3 separate regions of the Homo sapiens genome follow, and all the other regions are linked to region 3. A link is a loop called in an ENCODE intact Hi-C map of the cell type or tissue named here. Cell type or tissue: dorsolateral prefrontal cortex. All regions are shown on one strand.

The links. A loop is a pair of places that touch in the nucleus more often than their neighbours do. Peaks named below come from ENCODE experiments on the same cell type or tissue, not always from the same donor. Only the 100,000 strongest peaks of a DNase experiment are listed, where the experiment ranks them.
Region 1: a loop joins it to region 3, with 2.6 times the contacts of the local background. A loop is called at or near these places in 5 of 110 quality-filtered maps.
Region 2: it touches region 3 in a loop (5-fold over the local background); 65 of 110 quality-filtered maps call a loop at or near these places.

Annotation. Positions count from the first base shown.
Region 1 is chr1:41,915,918-41,923,917 of GRCh38, reverse strand. HIVEP3 (HIVEP zinc finger 3) reads left to right here and starts at 4,996. Exons shown (of 9, transcript NM_024503.5): 1 at 4,996-5,505. RefSeq lists silencers at 5,665-5,714, 5,766-6,060. In dorsolateral prefrontal cortex, no CTCF peak of the experiment used is centred here; DNase peaks (open chromatin) are centred at 3,697, 5,197, 5,817 and 7,617; H3K4me3 peaks cover 4,152 bases; H3K27ac peaks cover 3,246 bases.
Region 2 is chr1:41,792,133-41,800,132 of GRCh38, reverse strand. The region is part of intron 1 of HIVEP3 (HIVEP zinc finger 3); the gene reads left to right. Among named protein-coding and RNA genes, the nearest start is that of HIVEP3, 120 kb to the left of the region's middle. RefSeq lists an enhancer at 144-203. In dorsolateral prefrontal cortex, a CTCF peak has its summit at 4,564 (motif pointing right); no DNase peak of the experiment used is centred here.
Region 3 is chr1:41,569,569-41,577,568 of GRCh38, reverse strand. It overlaps HIVEP3 (HIVEP zinc finger 3), which reads left to right. Exons shown (of 9, transcript NM_024503.5): 5 at 1,880-2,025. Among named protein-coding and RNA genes, the nearest start is that of EDN2, 89 kb to the right of the region's middle. In dorsolateral prefrontal cortex, CTCF peaks have their summits at 3,082 and 3,282; a DNase peak (open chromatin) is centred at 3,288; H3K4me3 peaks cover 554 bases; H3K27ac peaks cover 300 bases.

The DNA.
Region 1 (8,000 bases), 350 kb before region 3:
CTATTAGAAAAAAAAACTTCATAGAATTCTATGATTTACAGTATTGGTCAATCATAACACCTATCTTTCCCTTGTGGAATTTTTGTGTATGTGAAAATAGAATATTTTTAAAGCCTTATTTTATTTTTAATTGACAGATAACACTTGTATATATTTATGGGTACAATGTGATGTATCAATATATGCATAGTGTACATTATGGAATGACCAAATCAGGCTAATTAGCATATTAATCACCTCATATTTACCCTTTCTTTGTGGTGAGAACGTTTAAAATCTTCTCTTTTAGCTATTTTGAAATATACAGGACATTATTATTATTAACTGTAGTCACCATGCTGTACAGTAGGGCACCAGAACTTATTCCTCCTATATAACTGAAACTTTGTTCCCATTGGCCAATGTTGCTCCTTTCCCTTCCCCCCGCCACCTCCTCCAGCCTCTGGTACCACCATTCTACTCTCTACTCCTATGAGTTTGACTTTTTAAGATCCCACTTATAAGTAAGCTCACACAGTATTTGTTTCTCTGTGCCTGGCTTAATTCACTTAACATAATGTCCTCTAGGTTTATCCGTGTTTTCACAAATGGCAGAATTTCCTATATGAAAATAGAATATATTTTTAACAAGATATCAGTTAGAGGTAAAACTTATATTTTTTCAAATACATAGCCACAGTCCAACACTATTTATTGAATAACACATTCTTTCCTCCACTGATTTAAAATTCAGTTTTTATTACTTAACTACCATGTAGTAACCATTATAGCTAAATTTGTTTCTTGACTTCCATCAATCCACTTTGTAGGCTTCTTTATTTGTACTATACCATTTTGTTTACTGTAGCATTAAAGTATATATTTCTAACTGATGAATTGTCCTCCTTTATTATTCTTTGTGAATTTTTTTGATCAATGACTCTTTTACTGTTTTTGTTTTGTCATCATCTATTTCAACCTAAAAAAAATCCTTATTTTCATTTTAATGTGGTCTTGGGAAGAAGAGGAAACAGATGGAATTATTGGCCTGCCATAACAATCCTCTCTTTCTTTCCTTTTCTTTATCTCTCTCTTCCCTTCCTTCCTTTCCTTCCTTCCTTCCTTCCCTCCCTCCTTCCTTCTTCCTTTTTTAGTGATTTTTACCTGTTTCCATTGAGATTTTCTATTTTTTTGTTATAATTATATGGAAGTTTAATTCCAGACACATATATGTAAGAGATAGATATAGATGTGAATTCAAATCTGGAATAAATGTACTTATACTCTTATCTTTCAAGACTTCTAACAATTAAATTTTACAACTATATTCTCAATTATTTTTATATTTGACCACATATTTTGTTGGCTTTATTCATTACATTTTTTATATAACATATCTTCTCCTTTCTTGAATTTGTTATCCTGCCTTATTTGTTCCTCAGCTGGAAGAGATCTTCAAGTAACCTTAAATTTTTTTTAATAAAGGGTGTTTGGGTGATATAATTTCTGTGTCTTTGAACATACCTTTCTTTTTCATTGCATAAGAGAAATTATAGTTTGGCAGCTGGTAGAATTCTTAAATTGTAATAATGTTCCCTTAGAATTCTACAGAAATTATACCAGTGTCTTTTAGCATAGTGTTACAGATGAGAAGTATGGTATTAGTCTGATTTTCTTTCCTTTTAAGCAACCTGATTTTTCTCCTTTATGAGGAAGCTTGTCATTGTTTGTCTTTGCTCTTGGAGTATCAGAGTACATCTGGAAGTGTGTATTCTTTCAGTAGTCCTGCTGCCTAGCACAGCATTTGATCTAAGGCCTAAAGACTTTCTTCAGGTTAAGGAAATGTTCTTCTGTTATTTCCTTGATTATTGATTTCTTCTTCATTAATGATGCCTCCATCTGGAACTCCTATTAGGCTAATATTGATTGGATATTCTGGATCTCTCTGTTATATCTTATATTTTATCTGATTTTTTAAATCTCTTTTGTGTGCATGTGGTGTGTGTGTGTGTGGTGTGTGTGTGTGCGCACTTTTTGGGGAAGAGCAGTGGCATTTCAAAAGGAGCTGATATCCTGCCCCTATTCAACCTTTGGCTTCTATTATATTTGGAACAAACCTCTCACTTTCCAAAGAAGCTGTGGACCTATTTCTGTGTCCAGCCATTCTGTGTGGAGAAACTGACCATGTTCCTGATGTCCCTTAATTTGCCTTTAAACTGCTGCCTATGATTCTCCTCCAATCCTGATTCTCTGAGTTTGGGATTTTCCAAGACTGTTTTCTGGAAACCTGTACAGTTACTTCTTAGGGGTCTGTATTAGTCGGTTCTCACACTGCTAATAAAGACATACCTGAGACCAGGCAATTTATAAAGAAAAAGAGGTTTAATGGACTCACAGTTCCACATGGCTGGAGAAGCCACACAATCATGGCAGAGGTGAAGGAGGAGCAGAGGCACATCTTACATGGTGGCAGGCAAGAGAGCGTGTGCAAGGGAACTACCCTTTATAAAACCATCAGATCTCATGAGACTTATTCACTATCACAAGAACAGCATGAGAAAAACCTGCCTCCATGATTCAATTACCTCCCACCAGGTCCTTCCCATGACATGTGGGGATTATGGGAACTACAATTCAAGATGAGATTTGGGTGGGGACACAGCCAAACCATATCAGGGTCTTTGCAGAATCATGAGTTTATCAGTACTAATTAGTTTTTCCTCCCATGTCCCATCTACTTTGTATCTTCCCATATTATTCAAAATGTCTGCTTTATTGATGGCATCTTTCCCTGGTTCCCAGCATTGCCAGTGAATTTACCATTCCCCAAACCAAAAGCCCCCGTATGGAAATAGTGGAGAGTTCTGACACATCATATGGATAGATGGACCAAATGACCTTCCAGACTCATGTAACTCTGGGAGGCTTTTTCTTTAAAGCAGCATAATTAAAGGGTTGAGAAAAACTTTTACTGAAAAGGACAGAGAGATAGAGTTTAGTTTACTCAGGAGAACAGAATAAGGTGAGACTTAAATGGTGAGTCACACTAAGCCTGCTGAAGATACAGCAGGAGGGACTAAGATTAAATTACAGCTGAAGTGATTCATGTTGGTCACTACAAAGATCATTTAACCCTTAAAAAGTTGTGTGGCATCATGATACATTGCAAAGCCAAGTTACAAAGCCTCATTTTCTGGAGCTGTTCTCTTTAAAGGTAAGAGGATGGACTCGAATCACCTTCTGAATTATCGGACAGCCCTGTGACATGATTATACCTTGGTGCCTGAGATGTTAGATGGGAAATAAACAGCAGCATCTAGTAAACTCTCCTGGGGTAAAAAACAAAACAAAAAAAAAAAAACCATCTTGTTTTCACCCAGTCTTACTGATTTTTTTTTAGTGTGAAGACAGAATGTTTTTGTCAAAAACAAGTTCTCCAAATTTATAAACCTGATTGGAGACATCTTTAGTTTCTTCTCAAACATGCTGGGAAAATAGGAATGTCACTGAGACTCCTTCACCATCCCCTCGCAGCCCCTATTCCCCGGGGGGCTGGGTAGATGGAGAAGCAGGGGGCAGGGGCTGGACCAGGGAGAGAGTGACAGGCTCTCTGTGGTAGGTCTGTGCCTTGTCACAGAGCCTCCTGGGCTCAGGTCTGTGGTGGCCGCGGGAGAGCCAGCTCCACGCTGTGTGGCTGGTGACATTTCCGGCTGCCAGGGCCCAGCCAATCAGTGATGGACCCAGCTTGCTTGGGCGATGACACATGAAATATGATAATTTTCTGCCAAAGGGCCCTGGAAGAGGGGAAGGAAGAGAGTGTGTGTGTGTCGCTGGGAGGGGTCCACACAGGAGCGCCTGTGATGAGGTGGGAGGGTGACAGTGCACTTGTTTTCACGGTTTGCCTGGCAGGACTAGGCAAGGGAGGGAATGGGCTGTGATGCTGGAGCGGCTGTAGGAGCGCCCCTGTAGCTCCCGAGGTGAGCCACTGCCGCTGCTCTTAGGCGGGAACCAGCGGAGGAGCAGACAGCGCCATGCTGGAGCTCTGGGGCTGGGGTGAAAAAGAAACTGTCAAAGACATTTGCCTTCTTAACACACGTGAGCAAGGTTAGGACTCTTGTTTCTTCTCAGCGCTACCTCTTTAAAAGCCAGAACAAAACTGCAGTAAACACCATCTGGGTGGCTGAAGTACTCGAAGAATAATTTTTTTCAAAAAAATTTAGGCTGGAGGTTGTCTCTCCCCCTACCCTGTTTTTCTACCTCCATACCTCCATGCTGACCCTTAAAAGAAAAGTGAAAAACAAAACAACAGAACTCAATAACAAAATCTTGAAGAAGGGCCTAAGTCTGAATCGTAAAGACTCTAACTAAGGTTCAGGTGGTAGTTCTGATTCCTGATTCTGGTTGAAAGAAAGTATGTCTTGGAATGCGATGTGGCTCTGGATTATGTTCGACTTTAGAAATAGTGCCAGAACTATTCTTTGATTTGTGGACATGGACCCTGAGACTGCAGAGCAAGGCAGGGCAGGGCAAGGAGTGCCCGTGTTGAGCTCTCAGGTGCAGAGACCCCACTCCCTTCAGGCACTGTTGAGGCTCCCCGGCCCCTGATCTGCAGCCAGAGGCTGGTGAGGTGTGACACGCTTGCTGACAAGAGTGCCCTGTCTCGTCTGACCCGTGAACATGGGTGTTCAGAAGTGAAGGATCATAGTGTTTACATAACGTGCCAATTAGTACTGAGAAGCTCATCAGTGCAATAAATATTTATGACTTGCATTTGCATTTTTTCTCTCCACGTATATATATATAATATGTGTGCATATATATGTGCATATATATGCACATATATTATACATATATGTTGTTTTTTAAAAAGCACCAATAAATGAAATCCTTATCACTGTGTGCAAGCCTACTGTGCCTTTAGGCATGGGACTGGCTTCCTGCGCTGGGAGTGACAGCTATTCCGAAGTGATAATTGGTGTACTGTGTCTTTAAAAGGTTAAACCCCCTTTCAAAAAAGGTCTGGACTCCTAGTGGAAAAGACAAGCGAGGCATGGGTTGGCTCTGGATTCAGAAAACAGCTGCTGATTAGATTCTGTGTCTGCAGGCTGAATTTATTCCGTGTTTTTCAGCAGCACGAATTCAAGAGGGATGCTTCTGTTTGGGTTTCTGATCGTGATTTATATTTATTCAGAGGAATAACAGAGGGTGGATCTGTTCCCGGCGCGAGCATGCTCACAACCAGCCGACTCTCCCATTATCCAGCTGCCTAGTTTGGTGCTTCAATGTACATGGCTATTCCGTGTGCATATGTGTGTATACAAACACGCATGCATGCCTGGATGGACATACGTATGCACAGGTTATTTTTTAAGGACAATTCTTTCAATAAGGTCTTTACCCCTTACTTGAAACAGGTGTTCATGAAAAAAATGCACAAAATCCTGCCTGGCCGGAATAATTCATGAAGAAGGGGCTGGATCCGTGGGTCAGAGAACACAGGACCAGTTTGCCATCCCAAGGCCGAAGGTAGGGGACTCTGGGTTTTTATTCGGCGGATGGATTCCTTGCGCTGTATTTTACCTTGTGATTGTGTTTTTGCCTGAGGCCGCACCGCGAAGCAGAATAGCGAGCTGCGATTCCATTTTGTGTATGCCTTTCTTAGGCAAGGTGTCCGGCTGCCGAGACGCAGGGGCCGGCCGGGTGGGCTGCGCGTGGCGGCCAGTGCCCCCGGTGGGCTGAGCGCGCTGCTCGGCCTGGTGCTGGGGAGCGGCGCGAGCCTCAAGTGACCCCCGCGCGTCAATCACAGGCGGCGGCGGCGGCGGCGGCGGCGGGGCTGTAACCCTATGCGCGCCGTGCGCTCCAGCGCTGCTTGCAGCAGGCTCTGCTGGGCTCTGCACCCGCGCACTGGCGGCCGGCTCCATAGGAGCCTCGGCTGGGGGGCTTAGGCATCGCGTTCCGTGGCACCGGCGTTTTCTTGTGCTGCCTTGGCTGCTGCTCCGGATTGTTTAGGCGGACTGCAGTAGCCTGCTTGGTTGAGAGTGAGATTCGTATGATGCTGGCTGCTGAGACAGAGGGGATAGCTTTCTTTTTCCCCCTTAATCCTAGCCCCCTGAAAATATTCCTAAAGCAAAATCATTTCCCAACCCCCAACCTGACCCAACCAAACCCAAACCAAACTCCTATTCTATAGGGGATTCTTGCCTCCCTGCTAGCAGAGAGAGTGTCCCCTCCAAGTTATGCCCCACATTTTACTATCTTTTAAATGGAAACACTGATGGTGCCGAATGGTCCCTAATGATATTGTCCAGGCTGCTGAGGACTCCTGAGTGTGGCAGTGGTGCAGAGGAACTTGGAGGCTCGGCATTGGTTTCCTTTAACGTAGCTGGTTTGGTTTCTGTTGCAGGTCAGGAATATTTCTGTGGCTAGGCCCTTCCTTGAACTTCGGGGGCAGTGGTTGCAGGAAGAGGGTCTGCAGATCTGGTCGCTGGGTGAGCAGCACCCTGGCCCTCTTTCTGGTATACGCTGACGTTTCTGGTAGCCCTTGGCATTGTAACCACAGCAGCCAGGTGCCCACTGGCTACCTGGAGTGCTTCGGTTTTGTTAACTCTGGTGTGCATTTTGGGTGTTACGGGGGGAGGGAAGAGGAAAGAGGGAGAATGAGGTGTTTGCTGAACTGATCTGCATGGCAGTGTTCTCCAGCCCATGTTTGTGTGATTATGTAATGATCAGACGTGTGCCCAAACAGCTCCCCACCATCTCCTGGCTCTCCCCCAGACTGAAGAAGTTGGGTGCTACAGTTGTTTAAGACGTCTTTATGTAATTATGTGTATGCTGGGGGCAGGGAGAGAGTGGGGGCAAGGAGGAATAATTCTAGCAACTTAAATGTGAAGAATACAGGTCAGTGATCGTGTGTCCCTCTGAGGACAGTGTGGTATTAGCTCTGGGTCAGTGTTGATCTGAAGACCCTCCTGTGTCTCTTTCAGCCAGTAATTGCTTATCTGAACTTTCATTTGGTAATTTCACCCCTCTTGCACCCTGGAGACAGTTGGACCCAGGAGAAGGACCCCTGCAGGGCCTCCAGTTTCCCAATTCCAGGCAGAAAATGAATCCTGAAGCCAAGGTAATAGGCCAGGTCCCAGCTGTTCTTCATGGTCCTGCTGAGCAGCCAGTGTAGGGAGGAGTTCCTGTCCACTAGGGTGTCACTTGTGCTCTGGGGTTGGGCTATACTGTGGGGCTGAAGAATAGACCTCAGATGCCGTCTGAGCTGTTTGACATATGCTCTTTAAAGTTGTGATGGCTTGCAGAGGCTGGAGGCCCTTTACATAGTTGCATTTAAAGATTGTGGGAGTTTTTTGCAAGGAAGGTGGACAGCTGTCCAACTAAGACACCTGCAGGCAGGAGGAGAGGGTGGTGTGACACTTAGCTCTCTGCTTCCTCTCCACTCCATCTAGTTAAGGCACCCACAGGATACAGAATTGTTAACAGGGGCCCTCCTGTCACACCCCTGAGCGCCTCAGCCTGGGGCTGTTGGGCAGATTTGTTAATTTGATGGCAAAGTCTGGCCCCTTAAGGCTAAGATTGTTTTTTTGCCCTCAACACCCCAGTGGGTTTGCTTTGAGGGCCAACTACTACTGTGAACTCTGTGGCAGTGGATCAAGATGTGCTCAACTGGCACTATTGTTGAGCTGTCTCCGCCCATTGTGTTTAGTGGCAGCCACCCTCCTTGGAGTGGAGAAGTGTGTGCTGCCTTTGGGTCCTTGCCAAGTGAGCTGTTGAGACATTTAGTGTGTGAAAGGTACAGGCAAGAAGAAGATGCATTTAGTCTGAAGTCCTGGCAGGTTCTAGGACATGATTTGATGAAAGATAACATTAAGAAAGCTGTGTGACAACTGGATAGCATTTAACTTGTCTCTCACTCCCTACTCTGTGAATTCCCTAATGTCTTTAAGGCTCTTTTTTGCCCTCCATCCTGCCCATCAAGGAGTCCCTGACATGCTGTTCTCCATCCTGTTTCCTGTGGA
Region 2 (8,000 bases), 220 kb before region 3:
TAAAAATCCTCCTTTTGGAAACCTTCGTGAAATGGCTTCTAAGGAAGCATTCTGAACGTGGCATGGTCAGGAAGTTCAGGAATTGATGCTCTTGTCCCTGCCTGCCCCAAAGCCCAGGAAGAGGCCATTTGCAGAGTAGAGTTGGGTAAGGCTGCTCCTAGGGATGTGGGTACCACCTTTCTGATTGGCCTGAGTAATGCTGTCTCTCTGGATCTGAGTCAGCATAGTGTGCAGCTTCTCAGGCACCAGGCAGATCCTGCTGCATTTTTCCCTGGGGCCCTGTGAACATGATTCCCCCTATGAAAAGAGACCTGTATGCTTGGGGTTGGGGGGAAGGGGGGGTGCCATTTTTAACATGCATTTTTTGGACTAAAAGTGTTTTAAAACTCTTCTTTCTGAGTGTAGAATTTAGGATTTTTTTGATCTCATGCAACTAAGAAACTCATTCTTGGTAACTTTTTTTAAAAAAAGAGGAAATGTATTAAAGGGAGATGGGAATCTAATGGGATTGATAGGAGCTGAAGAATTAGGCCAGGAGAGAGCAAGAAGCAAGACGATTTACAGGCGAGAAACACATTTATAGTCTGGGGAAGTGCTGATAAGCATAAAGCTAGCACTGCAGGAACATTGGGGCTGGTGTGACTTTGTCAGCCTGAGGGAGCTGGGGACATTTCAAAGAGTTGGCAGTGTTGAACTCAGAGGACAGCAGGGAACAGCATTCTAGGCTGGTGGAATAGCATATGCAAAGGCACTGAAGTTTGAAATAAGACAGCATGTTTAAGGAACCACAAACAGTTCTAGGGCGAATGTCAGAGGTATAAGAGAGAGGTGAAAAATGATCCTGGGGAGGGAGGCAGACAGCAGACAATGGAAGGGCTCACATGCCTACTGAGGAGTTAGGATTATATTTTAGAGGGTGGGGTTTCCCAAACTGAGTTCCTAGAACCTAGTGGCCTGAGAGGCATTAACAGATGTTCTTTGAATAAAAGATTTCATGACTAAATAAGTTGAGGAAATACATATATTATTTTGTGTTGTATTTCCCTCTTGGAAGATCATCAGGATATTAAAGGTTCTGAGAAGTTCTGCAGTAAAGAAAAGGAGGGAGGAGACAAGTCAAGAGGCTGAAGTGATGCTCCAGGTGAGAGATGCTAAGTGCTGTCTGTCCGTGGGGTTAGAAAGGGAGGAATTTCTTCATGTCAACATTGGGGCAGACATAACCCAACCCTACATGATATTACAAGAGTCAAGCACTTTAATAATTTTGAAGGAGCCCCATCAGAAGCAGGGGTCTGGGTTGTAAATCCACTAGAAAGGAAGGTAGCTCATGTGGAAAGTGAGCTCTATGACAAAATGCTGATTTTTTTTCTTCAATAAACATTTATTGAATGGACCAAAGTGATTTAACAAATGCAAACACACAATAGATTATTTAACAAAGCAAAGACAATAAAAATAAAACATTAAGAGTGTAGGTGCAAAAATACATTTTTTAATTGGGGAGAAAAAAAAGGCAGCAGAAGAGAACCAGCTACCCAGAGGTTTTAAAATTATTTTTGGAGAAAAGACCAAGCTTGATTTTATTATTCTGTTGTATCTTTGTTGGTATACTTCTTCAGGGGTTTCACTGACAGCACAGCCTGGTGTGGCATCAGCCTATGGCTTTATGTTCACTTCAGTATGAATACAGAAAGCAGACAAATTTGAGGCTTGGCATCAGTGCAAAGGGACTTGTAATATTCCCTCCAGGTATGGTTAGGAACTCAATGGTGCTGACAAGGGACCACGATTTGGATTTTGGAATCCCTATTGGAAAAGAGTGTTTCTCTCTTTTTTTTTTTTTAATTATACTTTAAGTTCTAGGGTACATGTGCACAATGTGCAGGTTTGTTACATATGTATACATGTGCCATGTTGGTGTGCTGCACCCATTAACTCGTCATTTACATTAGGTATATCTCCTAATGCTATCCCTCCCCACTCCCCGCACCCCACGACAGGCCCCGGTATGTGATGTTCCCCTTCCTGTGTCCAAGTGTTCTCATTGTTCAATTCCCACCTATGAGTGAGAACATGCAGTGTTTGGTTTTTTGTCCTGTAATAGTTTGCTGAGAATGATGGTTTTTTGTTTTTGTTTTCGTTTTTGTTTTTTTTTAGATGGAGTCTTGCTCTGTTGCCAGGCTAGAGTACCATGGTGCGATCTCGGCTCACTGCAACCTCTGCCACCTGAGTTCAAGTGATTCCCCTGCCTTAGCCTCCAGAGTAGCTGGGACTACAGGCACCATGCCTGGCTAATTTTTTATATTTTAGTAGAGACGGGGTTTCACCATGTTGGCCAGGATGGTCTTGATCTCCTGACCTTATGATCCGCCTGCCTTGGCCTCCCAAAGTGCTGGAATTACAGGCATGAGCCACCGTGCCTGACCTAATTTTTTAAAACAAATTCAAGTATTTCTAGATTTGTTTTCATGAGAAGCCCTCAGTTCCCTTTGCTTTTGCTGAATATGCTAGCTTTTCCGGACTTGGGACTTTTGCTGTCGTGGTGGAACGTCTGTGCCTTCTTGGTTCTAGAAGTACAAAATATTTCCCCTCCTCCTACCAGAAATTCTCCATCATTTTTTTTTAAATAAGAAGAAGCATGTAATTTAAAAGCCGTCTTTCCTCCCTCCTCTCAGAAGGAGGGAAGGGAATAGTTTCCTGGAGGAATTCATCTTAGGCAGAGAAACAGAATTTAAGCCAGGACTGCTGGGGTGGAGGCTTGTAGCCTGAAGCTCACATACTGTGCTCTGCTCTCTGTGAGGCTTCAAACCCTGCAACCTAAGGTCTTCAGCACAGATAATGAGGGCTCAGGGGAGCAACCATAGCTGGGCCCTGGTTGAAAATGAGCAGGAGCTTCCTGGAGCATAAGCTCCTTAGCTTCATGCTGGACTGGGAGACGTGTTCAGCCAGGTGTGGGACCTGGGAATGGACCCTCCATCTTCCTTGATGGTGGACACTCCACATTTCTGCAAAGACACCTTGAGGAGGCCCTTCACGGAGGATGCCAGGGAGGGAGAACTCTGAGTGAGAAAGAAAGGGGCTCATTTGACAGGGACTTTTTTTGCCATGGCCATCACACTCACACTAGGGAAAAAAGGGAGAGGAAGACTTTTTCCACCAGTTTCACAATGTAGCTTCTGGATCAGCAGGAGAGAGAAAAGAAAGGACAGAAACTAGTGCCTGTTGAACACCTACTTTATGGCAGGAACTTGAAGCTTGCATGGGTTCAAGTTCATCCACACGAGCACAGTGCTCCTCAGTGCCAGCCTGTGAAGTACTTACTGATAATAATTCTAGGGAGAAGGATGGTATATGCTATTGTGTTTTTTTAAAAAATCTAATTGTTTTCTTTTAGTAAGTATAAAATAACATGTTTATTGTAGAAAATCTAGAAAATACAGAGAAGTACCAAGAATAAAATAAAAAATGCTGATGCCTGGCAAGGTAAATTACCTGCTCAAGATAATGATGGACCGTGGATTTGAACTAGAGAGGGGCCCTGGCATGTGCCAAACTCCTCTCCTTACCCACTCATTCACTCAGCCAACATGAATCGAGTGCCTTCTGTAATCACAGAATACCAGATCTATGCAGCATCTAATTTAACCCCTCATTTTACGGAAAAAGAATCGACCAGGAGGTAGTTAGTGGCAGGGCTGGGATTTGAACTCTGGGCAAGGCTGCCTTATTCTTTGTCCTCATATAGTTCTCTGTCCTCTGTTGCTTTCTCCAGGCCCAGAGGAACAGAGCTGGAGCCATCCTGGGGCTGTCGTGTGGTCCCGGCAGATGGCCGTGGGATCAGTCATAGCCAATCAATGCTCTACTTGATTTAATTTTTGCTCAGAATTGGGTGGGAAATGGAGATTCCAGACAGTATTCAGAGGTGCTTTAGAGGTTTAACATTTTTGCCCTAGAAAGGCTCGAATGAACTCTATAGTGCTGGATTAGAGTCAAAAATATCATGTATTTTTAATATACGTACAGATAGAAGTATACAGAAGTAGAGATATGCATGGATTAGTATACACACATATATTTTCCAGTTCTGTCCGCTGAAAGAGCCTAGAACCAATAATACCCTAGTAGAAATGGGCACACTCACTGCCCAGATCTTAGTCTCTAAAGACCATTCTCTAGTAAAAAGAACCAGAACTCCTTGGAGAAATGACTGATTCCAGGCCTGGGCAGGGAAAAACAAAAAGCAAACACACAAAAAAATGAGCCTAAAACATTTTGTAGTTCCAGAAAGTAAGGAAGTGTTTAAAAACAAAAAACAAAGCAAGACAAAAAAAGATGGTAGGATGTCTGAAGGACCCAGGAGCCAACCAGAAAGAGCTCTCAACAGCCAAAACTAGAACAATTTGAGCACCGAAATAAATAATGATAGTATTGAACTATAACCCAAAGAATCTGACCACATTTGTTGTAAATAAATAATTGAATAAATAAATAAATAAGGGAAGAAAGTGCAAATCTTGTTTACAGGAGAATTCTAGATATATACTACTCCCCTTCCAGCAGATGGAGCTTAAATTCCCTCCGCTGGAGTGTGGGCTAGACTTAGTGACTCACTTCCAAATAATAGAGTATGGCAAGGAAAAAATAGTAACTTCACAGTTAATAAACCTGGCGGACATCACCTTAACCAAGTGGTCAAGGTTAACATCACCAGTAATGCACCTTGTTGGTATCACGTGACCTCAGAAATGGAGAAAAGGGCATTTCACTTCTGTGACATTCCTCCAAAAACCCACAGCCCCTGTTTAATCACGAGAAAACATAAGACAAATCCAAATTGAGGGACATCATACAAAATACTGTACCAGGACTCTTCAAAAATATCATGATCATGAAAAGGAAAGGCTAAAATCCATCACTGACCAGAGGACAGTTAAGGAGATGTGACATCTAAATGCAATGTCAGATCCTGGATTAGATACTGGAAGACAAAAAGGACAGTCAAGAAAACATTGGTGAAATCCAAATAAAGTCTAGAGTTTAGTTCATTGTATTGTACCAGTGTTAATTTCTTAGTTTACCTGGGCGTGGTAGCACATGACTATATAGTCTTAGGTCCATTTGAGGTTATAGTAAGCTATGATTGTGCCACTACATTCCAGCCTGGGCAACAGAGCAAGACCCTGTCTCTAAATAAATAAATAAATTTCTAGTTTTGAGAACTGTGCCATGGTTATGGAGAATGTTAACATTAGATGAAATTGTTTGAAGGGTATATGGAAACTCTGCACTATCTTTGCAATTTTCCTGTAATTCTAAGATTATTGCAAAATTAAAAGTTAAAAAAATTCTTCCCCAGCAATGGACAAAATAAATATAAAATAGAGAAAGAAATTCAAAAAGCCTAATAAACATGGGAAAAGTTTAGTTTGCCTAGTAATAAGAAAGGCAAGTTACAATAATGAGATAACCATTTTTACCTATCAAAATGGCAGTTTTTAAAAATAAAAACCAAATACTTAGGGTTTTTTTGTTTTTTGTTTGTTTGTTTGTTTGTTAGGGTGTGAGGACCCAGGCATGGTAAACAACCACTGTTAAGAGCATAAATTGCTTCAAATATCCAAAGGGCATTTTGGCAGTATAAAAGCAAATAGTTCTACATTTTTACCTATAAGTTCCCCTTTCAAGGATTTATACTAGTAAAATAATCACTGATATGGATAAGGATCTACTATGGTTTGGCTCTGTGTTCCCACTCAAACTCACCTTGAATTTTAATAATTCCCACGTGTCAAGGGTGGGGCCAGGTGGAGATAATTGAATCATGGGGGCATTTTCCCCCCTACTGTCATTGTGATAGTGAATAAGTCTCTCGAAATCTGGTGGTTTTATAGATGGGAGTTCCCCTGCACAAACTCTCTTGCCTGCTACCATGTAAGCCGTCCCATTGCTCTTCCTACGTCTTCCACCATGATTGTGAGGCATCCCCAGCCATGTGGAACTAAGTCCATTAAAACTCTTTCCTTTATAAATTACCCAGTCTCGGGTATGTCTTTATTAGCAGCATGAGAACTGACTAATACAGGATTACTTACAAGGATGCTCTTCACTGTATTGTTTGCAATATTAAGAGACTGGAGACAATCTAAATACACAAGAATGTGGGAATTGGTTTTGTAAGTTATGGTGGGTACATCTATGCAGTTATAGATGTGTATATAAAAATATTTCAGTGACAAACACAAAAAATGTTTATAAGAGTATTTTCTGAGTGGTTGGATTACCAGTAATTTTTATTTTCTTCTTTGTGCATTTCTACGTTTTTCAAATTTTCTACACTGATGTTTCTTCCTCAAAGGGCCTATATGCTAAGACCCTTCTGGGCAAGTCACAGTACCTGTGGCTGACATAGTAAAAATTCTGAGTCCTTCCTGCAGGACAGAAATCTTTCTACTTTGGTAAACCAAAATATATTTCCCTGAATATATTTCATCACATGTTTTTTTTCTATTGCTTTATTCCCAGAATTATGCCTAGCATGTAGTAGACATTAAATATATATTTTGTGAATGAATTAATGAATTAATGCTTATGATGTGGTGGGAAAGGCATGGCCCCAGACCCTGGTTCACAGTGCAGCCTCCTCCCACCTGTTCTAATAGCCTCTCCAGTGGATCAGCTTCTCTGCCCCTCTGTGTGTGACCCTAGGAACTTTTGTGGCACCAGTCATAGGAAGCTGAGCTCCAAGAAGCAGGCAGAAGAGTGAGGTAAACCAGATTAAGAGAAGGACCTTTGAAGCAGTCAGAGAACCAGGCTTGAGCCACTTGTAGTGCTCTGCAGATAGAGAGCATCCCTGATGAGACAGGGGGAGCCCAGAAAGTTGGCTCAGGTATCAGGAGCAATTGGCATTCTTGGGGCCAGACTGCATGGATGTTCCAAGAAGCCCCAGAAGGCAGGAGGTCCCAAGTTCCCAGAACCCGAAGTCTTTGTGGTGGCATGTGATTCTGAGTATGTCCACTGCTTCATGGCACACAGTGTATGAGCCTCCCATGACAGGCCACTCCTGTGTGGGCTGATGCTACACTGATCATTAGCTTTCTGGGAGAGTGGCCCAATCGTTCTTCCATATGGTGGCCATTCACATTGGAAAGAGCAGAATCCAGGATCCCCTGAACATTCTCCTCTCCCCACTATTCATCCCATTGCCCTTGAAGGATACAGCTTCCATCCCTGCAGGGCCTTGGGGGAAGCAAGCAATATATTAAAACAGAGCTACTTTAAGTTACTCTGCATTTCTGGCTATGGTTCTGGAAGTTCTCCTTACTTTCTTTATTTTCTGTCCAGTTGTCTTCAGTGTATGCAATGAAGGTGGAGGGAAACTGTCATGTGTATGTTTGAGTGGCCATGGAAGGTGTCCTTTCTCTAAGTCAAGGTCACTGCTAGAGGGAAGGCCCCAGTCAGGGCAGCTCCTGTGAGGCTGCCCCACCTTCCTGCTCACTGGTCTCCTTGCAGCAGCTGTTTCCATGCTCCTTGGCCTTTTGTGGCTGTGGGGAGGGCAGGTTTCAGGATGGTGGCAGCTAAGAGTTTTTCCCTTCACTTTGAGAGCCTCCTGCCTCCAGCTGTGAGTGCCTGCTAAGTATGGCAGGGGAAGGGAAGCAGAGAGGGTCAGATGGTGACAGGCAGCACCACCACGGCTGGAGGAAGTCAGCATCCTAGAGAGAGAAGCTTGAAGGGAGGTTGAGTTGCACATTCATTTACCCACCCAACAGACATTTCCTGGTGCCTCCTAGGGCAGAATATGCTCAAGAGCAAGCCCTTTTGCCCTGCAGGAGCCCCCATCCTCTCCCAAGGACATAGCCCTGCCCCTTGGGCCAGAATCCCAGATGAAACCTTGCCTCAGGGGAACTTTCCCTGAACAACTTTACTTGTGCTCAGTGTTCCCAGGTCCTGGGCTACATGCTGGAGACAAAGATGATTGAAATAGCTCTTGCCTCAAGCAACTC
Region 3 (8,000 bases):
ACCCTGGAGAAACCCCAGCTTGTTCAGAGTCCACTTTGTAGCCACATTCTTTCCTTTTTCCTCCTTGGGAATCATTTTGACAACAACACAGCACTGTCACAAAGTGATTAAGAACAAGGACTCAGGTACCAAGTTGCCCAGGTTTGAATCCCACTACCTTACCTACTGGCTATGTGACCTTGGGCCAATAACTTCACCTCTCTGAGCCTTAGTTTCATCCTCTGTAAAATAGGGATAATAATAACACTTAGCGCATAGGACTGTGGAGATAATTAAATGAGTTAAGACATGCGGAGTGTGCTTAGAACAGTGTATGCCACACTGGCACTCAGTAAGTATTTTTAACTATACTTATTCATATTGTTGTCATCAAAAGCTAAAATGGATCCCTGGTCCCTGCTCAGTTCCAACACTGTGTTTCCTGGGAAAGTGGTACACTGCCACCCAAACCAGCCTCCTCCAGTGTGGCCCAGATATCACGGCAGGCTGTGAGGGAGAAGTAGTCTGTTTGCCTGTGGGAGGCACCTTGGTCATTACATGGACAGTCTAGATCTCAGGCCGGGGTGCAGTGGAAATGGTAGGCTCTGGAAACCCAAGGGTATTGCAGAAAACTAGCTGCCTTCTGCCAAAGCAGCAGTCCAGATTCTTGCTCGGTTTCCACTCCCCTCCTCCAAATCTGAAGAGATTATTTGGTGGTCACTGAGTCACAGAAGTTGCCCTGGAATTGATCTTCAAGATGGTCTAAATCCCCTCAGACTCTGAGGCCCAGAGAGGTGAAGTCATCCACCAAACGGCAGCCCAGTGTGCCATGGCCTATCTGGTGCTGGAACTCAGACTCCCTGATTCCCAGCCAGTCACCTTTCTACCTAGCCCCATGCTGTCCTTGTGGGGGCAGGTGTGGTGGCTGGCAAAGGGGACTGCCGTTCTTAGATTGCCCCAGCATCAGGAAATGTGGTTGCTTCATTCACTGGATGGAAACAGCATGGTTTTTCATGACCTTAATGACAGTGGCATGAAGTAGGAGGAAATTCTCACTCCCAGCCCCTAAGCACAGCATTTCTGCTCCCTAGGCAAAAGTGCACCCACCCCTGACAACACTGCAGTGTTTACAGGACGTGTTCTTGGGATAGTGGAAGATGTCCAGGAAGCACAAAGCCAATGCCAGCTCTCCCCTTAAGCTAGCTCTCATCACTGAGGTGTGGCTCTGTAAAGAGCGTGGGTCCTGCAGGACTAACAGCCCAGAGCCTGCACAGCCTCTCTGTGCCTGTCTCTATGGTGGAATTGGGGACGTCCTGCTGGTCAGGGTCCTCAGCCCAGCTCCTGGCCTTTGGTACTAGCTCAGGAGGGCCAAGATCCTGGAAGCAAGAGACCTGTGCTCTGCTCCCAGCTCTGCCCTTAACTCGCTGGGTGACCTTAGCTTTCTGATCTATAAACAAGAACTGGACCAGTTCATCTCCAAAGGCAGAGTGGAGCCTTGTTCATGTGTTCAACATTATTTAAGCCTCTTCTCTGAGACAGGCCCTGTATGGGGTTCTGGGGTGCCCAAGGAGACCAAGATGAGGACCTGTCCCCAGGAGTTCCCAGACTAGTGTAAAAGACAGAGAACAAACACAGGTCTTATGGGAGGTTAACATGAAAGAGACAGGGTTCCAGCTGTAACACCAACTAATGGCATGGCCTTGGATAAGGGAATTCTCTCTGGGGATCAGTTTCCTTAATTCTGTAAAGTGGAGCTAATAGCACCTCTTCATGGGGGAGTGTGAAGATTGCATATGTGTACTTGTGCAGTACTGTGTAAGGCATGATTATTAGCATTGCATTCGTGACTGAGGATGCACTTTTAACCAGCAATGATTTTGTCATTCCTGCGGTGGGCCAGGTTCACCTCCCTTCACTGGTTTCCCCGGAAGGCCAGAAAGATCTAGCTAGAGTGGAGAAGGAAGAAGAGAGGAGAGGGGAGCCGGAGGAGGATGCTCCTGCCTCCCAGAGAGGGGAGCCGGCGAGGATCAAAATCTTCGAAGGAGGGTAAGACTCATGTTTGGTTTCCATCGTCTGCTTCCGTGGAATAAGAGCTGGTGCCCATTGGTGTTCACGGGCAGCAGTGGCTCAGTTGGCAAGGGCTCTGCCCACAGGTGCCCTGTGGTCCCAGCGATGCCTTTCAGCAGACATCACCTTCCTGGGACTCTCAGGCCCCTCTGTTTAAGAATGCCGTGGGGCTTCTTGGTGGGGATGGGTGATGCTGGGTATTTGTTGAGGATCTGGAGAGGTCTGGGTCTTTCTCCAGCCCCTCATTTTCTCAGATCCTGGCCAGGTTTCTAGTTCCTGCATTGGAGTTGCCATCCCAGTATCCCAGCAAATGTCCAGACTTCTGTCTCTCTTGACATGTATTCTCCAAAAGTCATCTCTGTACTGCCCAATGGCCATCTTGGCATGTCTGGTTTCCCATGGGGCACTTGGGCTCAGCCGACTAGGCTGTTTGCAGGGCTGACTGCACACTGTATGCACCAGGTGTTTCCACTGGTCCCTATCCTGACTGGCTGGGGCCCAGGGCTCAATGGTTGGTGAATATTTTGAATCTCATTCATAGTTATTCACCTTTGATGCTTGACTTTGGGAAACGAATGGTCTAAACGTTTCAGAGCTCACAGCTTCAGGGACTGTCTGGGCTCTGGAAGGGTGCCGTGTTTCAGACGTGCTTTGTGGAAGTTTTGTGCCAGCTGTGTTTTGTGTGGCCACATGTTTGCTTCCTGGGATTTGGGTGTCTGTGAGCAGGTCCCATGGCGTTCTGTCTCAGGGTCCTGTGTCTGTGTCCCTGGTGTGATCAGGGTGGCCTGGTCCTGCACAGCCCTGAAGGACAACAACGTAGAGGAAAATGCGCTTCCTGTGCAGGACAGTCCCCATGAGCTGGGGCCAACATGGCTGTCACTGGGGGCCTCTGATCCTCTAGCACCTGCAAGCGCCTAACTCACAGGGTCAGCGTGGGAGGCACGGGAGTCCTCCATAAGGTTGGGGGACAACAGAGACTGCCACCCTCCCCAGGGCCACCAGTTGGCATCTTCTGGTGGCACTGACCAGCAGGGGCTCTCAGGAGAGAGGGTGCTTGGAAATGTGGGCAGCAGGGTAGTCAATGATGGGAAGGGGGCCAGGGGTAGCAAATGCCCCTGAAACCTACTGCCTAAAATACCAATAGCAGCTGCGTTGAAAAAACACTGAACCAAAGGTCTTTGAAAATGCCAACCCTCTTTCCGTGTGGGGAGGGACGCGGGTCCTCCTGCTGTTTGGTTAGAGCGCCCTCGTGTGTCTCTGTGTTCTCATGCCACTGGATCCCTTAGAGGCCACACAGAGGCAGGATTGATGAAGCGCCTGCTCACAGCGACTGGCCCTCTTCCTTCTTGCTTCAGAGGTTCTCTGTGGTCTCTGAGGGCTGCTGAGTGTTTCCTGGTGTCCCAGGAGCTTGCCCCAGCAGCAGTCTGTGTGTGCCCGGGGAGGTTCGCATCTTCCCTGAGAGGCAGGTGCTCTGAGACCTCAGGAAGCCTGAGCCTCCAGAAAGGCAGCTGGCAGGAGCCACTCCGTGCCCAGCTCCCTGCTGGATGTCTCTACCTACACGGTCTGCAATGGCTGAAGGAGGGGGAACATCACCCACAAGTCCTCTTCTCTTCCTCCAGCTGGTATGGGTCCTACTCCCTCTCCACCTCCTTCCAGGTCTTCACTTAGTCCCACCTGCTCTGCTTCAGAATCCTCTCGGTTGAGTTCTGTCATCTCTGCCCCACTTACCTCTGTTCTGCCTGAGACTAGCCCCCCAGCTCTCCCGCCCTCAGTTTCTTTATCTGTAAAAGGGGGAGAATAACATTTGTAAAAGGGGGAAAATAACATGTGGGATTTTCAGAGGACCTTGTGAGACCCCATATGAAGGCTATAATTCATAGCTGCTCAAAAAATGGACATTGGTGCATTTTACTACTAGTATATCCATTTTGTCAATCTCTGTCTGGGACAGTCCCATCTGTTCTGTCAGATATGGAAGGTATCCTCTCCCTTTCAACTTGTCACATGCAATTTGAGCACGTATGGAACTGATTATAGTGTCAGATCCTTTCCTCCCCCAGCCTGGCTATCTCAAGCTGGGACCATGCCTCCCACTCTCACTTCTGGTGATTCTTCTACATTCATGGTTCTCTTGGGGCTGGCATCACCCCGCAGAGTGTTTGGAAATGGTGAAGGAGGGGGAGGGCATTTTGGTTGCCACATAACTGGCATTTCAGGGACGAGGCCAGAGATGCTGACCTTCCATTCCACCAGCCTTACAACCTCTTGTTCCCCCAAATTGCCAAGAGTGCCCACACCCAGAATCACTGGGCACACTCCTCTGCAATCCCACAGTTTTGCCTTAGACTCAGTTCTTCCTTTTTTTTCTTTCTTTTTTAATACAACAAACATATGTATTTCACTCCTGTACACATTTGAGAAGGATCTGCTATGGAGCTCTGTTCCTTAGATCCAGGCCAGTAGAGGCTGAGAGAGGAAGAAGAAAACAATGGTTCCACCCAGAAGCTTCTGCTCACATTTAAATGGCCAAAGCAAGTCACATGGCCTCACCTAGCTCCATGGGAGTAGAGAAGTGCATTCCTACCGTGTGCTTGGGAGAACCTGAAATATTTGGTAGATATAGTGCTCATGACTATTCAAATTGGTTTAACATACATCTGTAACTTGTTATGTTTACTCAACAGTGTTTTTGACGTGCATCCATGTTGATACATGTAGACCTAGTTCATCATGAATCAGTAAGCCAGACACAAAAGAGTAGATGCTATATGAGTCTTTTAATCTCTAATTAAACTTGCCTTAATTTCTTTCTTGACCTCCATTTCAGTGACTGATCAATTTATTAATTCATCAGGGAGGAGGATCTACTTAATCAGTGCCTTTTGGGTGCTCTGTGTCAGAAAATGCAGTGTCCCATGGGGGTTAACTGTCATCCTGCCCTCAAGGTGCTTGGGGACTACACCAAGGTGGCAACACAAGACCCACTGCTAAGGTGGGGATGGCCAGAGCTGAGAAGCTCACAGCAAAGGAAGGATGCCTGGGGGATGGAATAGCTAGAGAGGGCTTCCCGGAGTGGGTGGGGCCGGGCCCAGAGGGTGGGCGAGACCCAGACAAGTGGAGAGGAAGGGTACGCTGCCCAGCAGTCTACCTGCTACAGGTGTGATGGCAGCTCCCATACCTGATCAGTGAGACTCACTTCCTCTTGCCTTGAGCATTCTCCCTTGGTAGTGTCACCCATCTCCTTAGCCCCAGGCCTCATCTCTGTGCCGACATTGCTACATCTGGGTCTCCAGCCAGGACCTCACCCCTGAACTGCAGACACTGGTTTTGATGCCTCCTGAGCATTTTTGCCTGGGAAATTCACACCTCACACTTAGCATGTGCAAACCAAGCCTTCCACTTCCCACCAACAGCATCTCCTTCCACATCCAGATCTCAGATGACACACCCAGCCCTTCACACTCAGAACCTTAACATTGTCTTGGACGCCTTCTCCCCCTTTCCAGTTAGACCCCAATCCTGGTGTCTGCATGAAGTAGTCAGTGACTCAGTGTGGTCTCTTTACTCCCTCTGCCACTGCTCTGGCCACCCTATCTCTAGAACTCCAAAGTTGGTGCCACTGAGCATCACTAAACATGATTCTGCCTGTGTCATGCTTTTCTCCAGAGCCGTCTGTGGCTGCCTCACCTACAGGATCCAGTTTAAACTCAGCCTGTGAGTGCTGGCCTCAGAATCTGACCTGTTCCTGTCGCCCTTCACCTTTTGCTGCCTGCTGGGCCCTGCCATTGCCAAATCCTACCCAGCCTTCAAAAGCCAATACTCAGCCCTGCTCCTCTAACGAGCCTCCCAAATCCCTCCACACTCTGTAGTTCTTTGTGTTACTTCTGTCATAACACTGGTGCTAAGATCCATTTCTGTCTCCTCCCAAGTCCCTTCTTGACTTGGGTCCTGGGGTAATGCTTTGCACACACAATGCATCAGTCTCTGTTTATTGCACTAGTTTCCTGGCACATGGCCCCCTCTGCATTCCCCATCACTTCCACACCTGAACAAAGCCCGCATTTTCCAGGCAGCCCCTGGGAGTGCCCATCAGGGATGTGATGGCTCTCTCACCCAGCACCTGTGCATTTGCCTTGGTTGTTTAGAATGGCTTTTTGTTAAGCAGTGTTGTTTTCACACACACAAAGTTATGTTGTTCCTTGAGAGTAATGACTATATTGTCTTAACTCAAGTTCACTTATTGCAAGGAAAGCTGGGAATTCAGCCCAGTGGGCTTACACGGAAGAGGAAGAGACTGGAATTGATAGGAACCACCTGGCTGACCAAGCCCAGTTGGGTGGTGTGTTATTGGGGCTTATGTCCGAAGGGAATGATAAGTTCAGATGGTGAGATCCCAGGAGTCCATGCCAGACCCTGCGTGCTGCAGGACTCAGCTGCTGCACCTCCTATGGGAGGGCATTGGCTCCCATCCCACCTCACCTACCCCAGTACCTCACTCCAGCCATTGCCACTCTCCTGGGCCAGGAGAGTGCTCCTTAAGCATACCCAGACTTAAGGTTTCCACCTTAAAAATACTTTGGCTGAAGGGCCATATTGCCAGATTTCTCTGTTTCCTTTAAAGAAAAACTCCAGAAGAAGGTGACTGTGTTGCTCACCTCCGTATCTTTCCTCCTGGCTTCTCTCAGACCTATTCAAGGTGGGCCTTTGGGCTCCTCACACCTCAGAAGCTGCTCTTATCCAAGTCAATGATGACCCTCACCTTGCAGAAGTCAGTAGTCAGTTCTCACTTCTATTCTTTCCTGAGCCATCGGCAGCATTTGACACAGTCAATCCTTCGCTCGTCCATGCAGGACTTTGTCCTCTTGGTTTCCTGGACACTGCCTGTATTAGTCTGTTTTCACACTGCTATAAAGAACTGCCCAAGACTGGGTAATTTATAAAGAAAAGAGGTTTAATTGACTCATTCACATGGCTGGGGAGACCTCAGGAAACTTACAATCATGGTGGAAGGTGAAGGGGAAGCAAGGCACCTTCTTCGCAAGGTGGCAGGAAGGAAAAATGCATGCAGGAGGAACTACCAAACGCTTATGAAACCATCAGGTTTCATGAGAACTCATGCACTGTCACCAGAATGGTATAGGGGAAACTGCCCCCATGATTCAATTCCTCCACCTGGTCTCTCCCTTGACACATGGGGATTATAGGGATTACAATTCAAATGAGATTTTGGGTGGGGACACAGACAAACCCTATCACCTTCTTTCTTGATCCTCCTCTTCCTTGACTGGTTACACTTTCTCACCATCTTCAGTGAGTCCCATCATCGCCTGATCTCTGAACATTAGGGCTCCACATGGCCCAGCCCCAGGCTCCGTGCTCTTCCTCTAAACTCAGTCCCAACGTGATCTATACACCATCTACAGGTTGATGACACTCAGATCCCTATCTCCAAGGACTTCTCCTCTGAACTCCGGGTCATGCATCCAACTTCGTATCTGGGAGGCGGTCCACCTGCACATCAGTGAACCCACCCTTTGTCCACAGCACAGCGCATACTGCAGAACTGTGTCTCAGGCCTCTTTGACATTCCTTAAAGAAATTATTTTAAAAGTTTATTTAATTCATTACTGTTCCAGTTGAAGGGGTTACATTTTTAACGAGTGTACTTTTCTATCTCATCTATTTCTATAGCTGAATTAATTTTTATCCAAGTCTTAAGAGTTCATGCAGTGTACGCAGCACGTTTTTGTGACAGTGCATTTGTACATTTTGAAGTGTGTGTGTGTGTGCCTGTGTATGTGCACACATACCTGTGTGTTTCATGAAATAGTAGCTTGGAGAGAATAGTGTTAGTTTTAAAAAATCTAAAGATTATTTTCTTTTCTAATAGTTTTTTTACAAATCCATTTCTTCTTGGACTTTGAAACCCAGAAGTGTAGCATGATTTTCAGCCT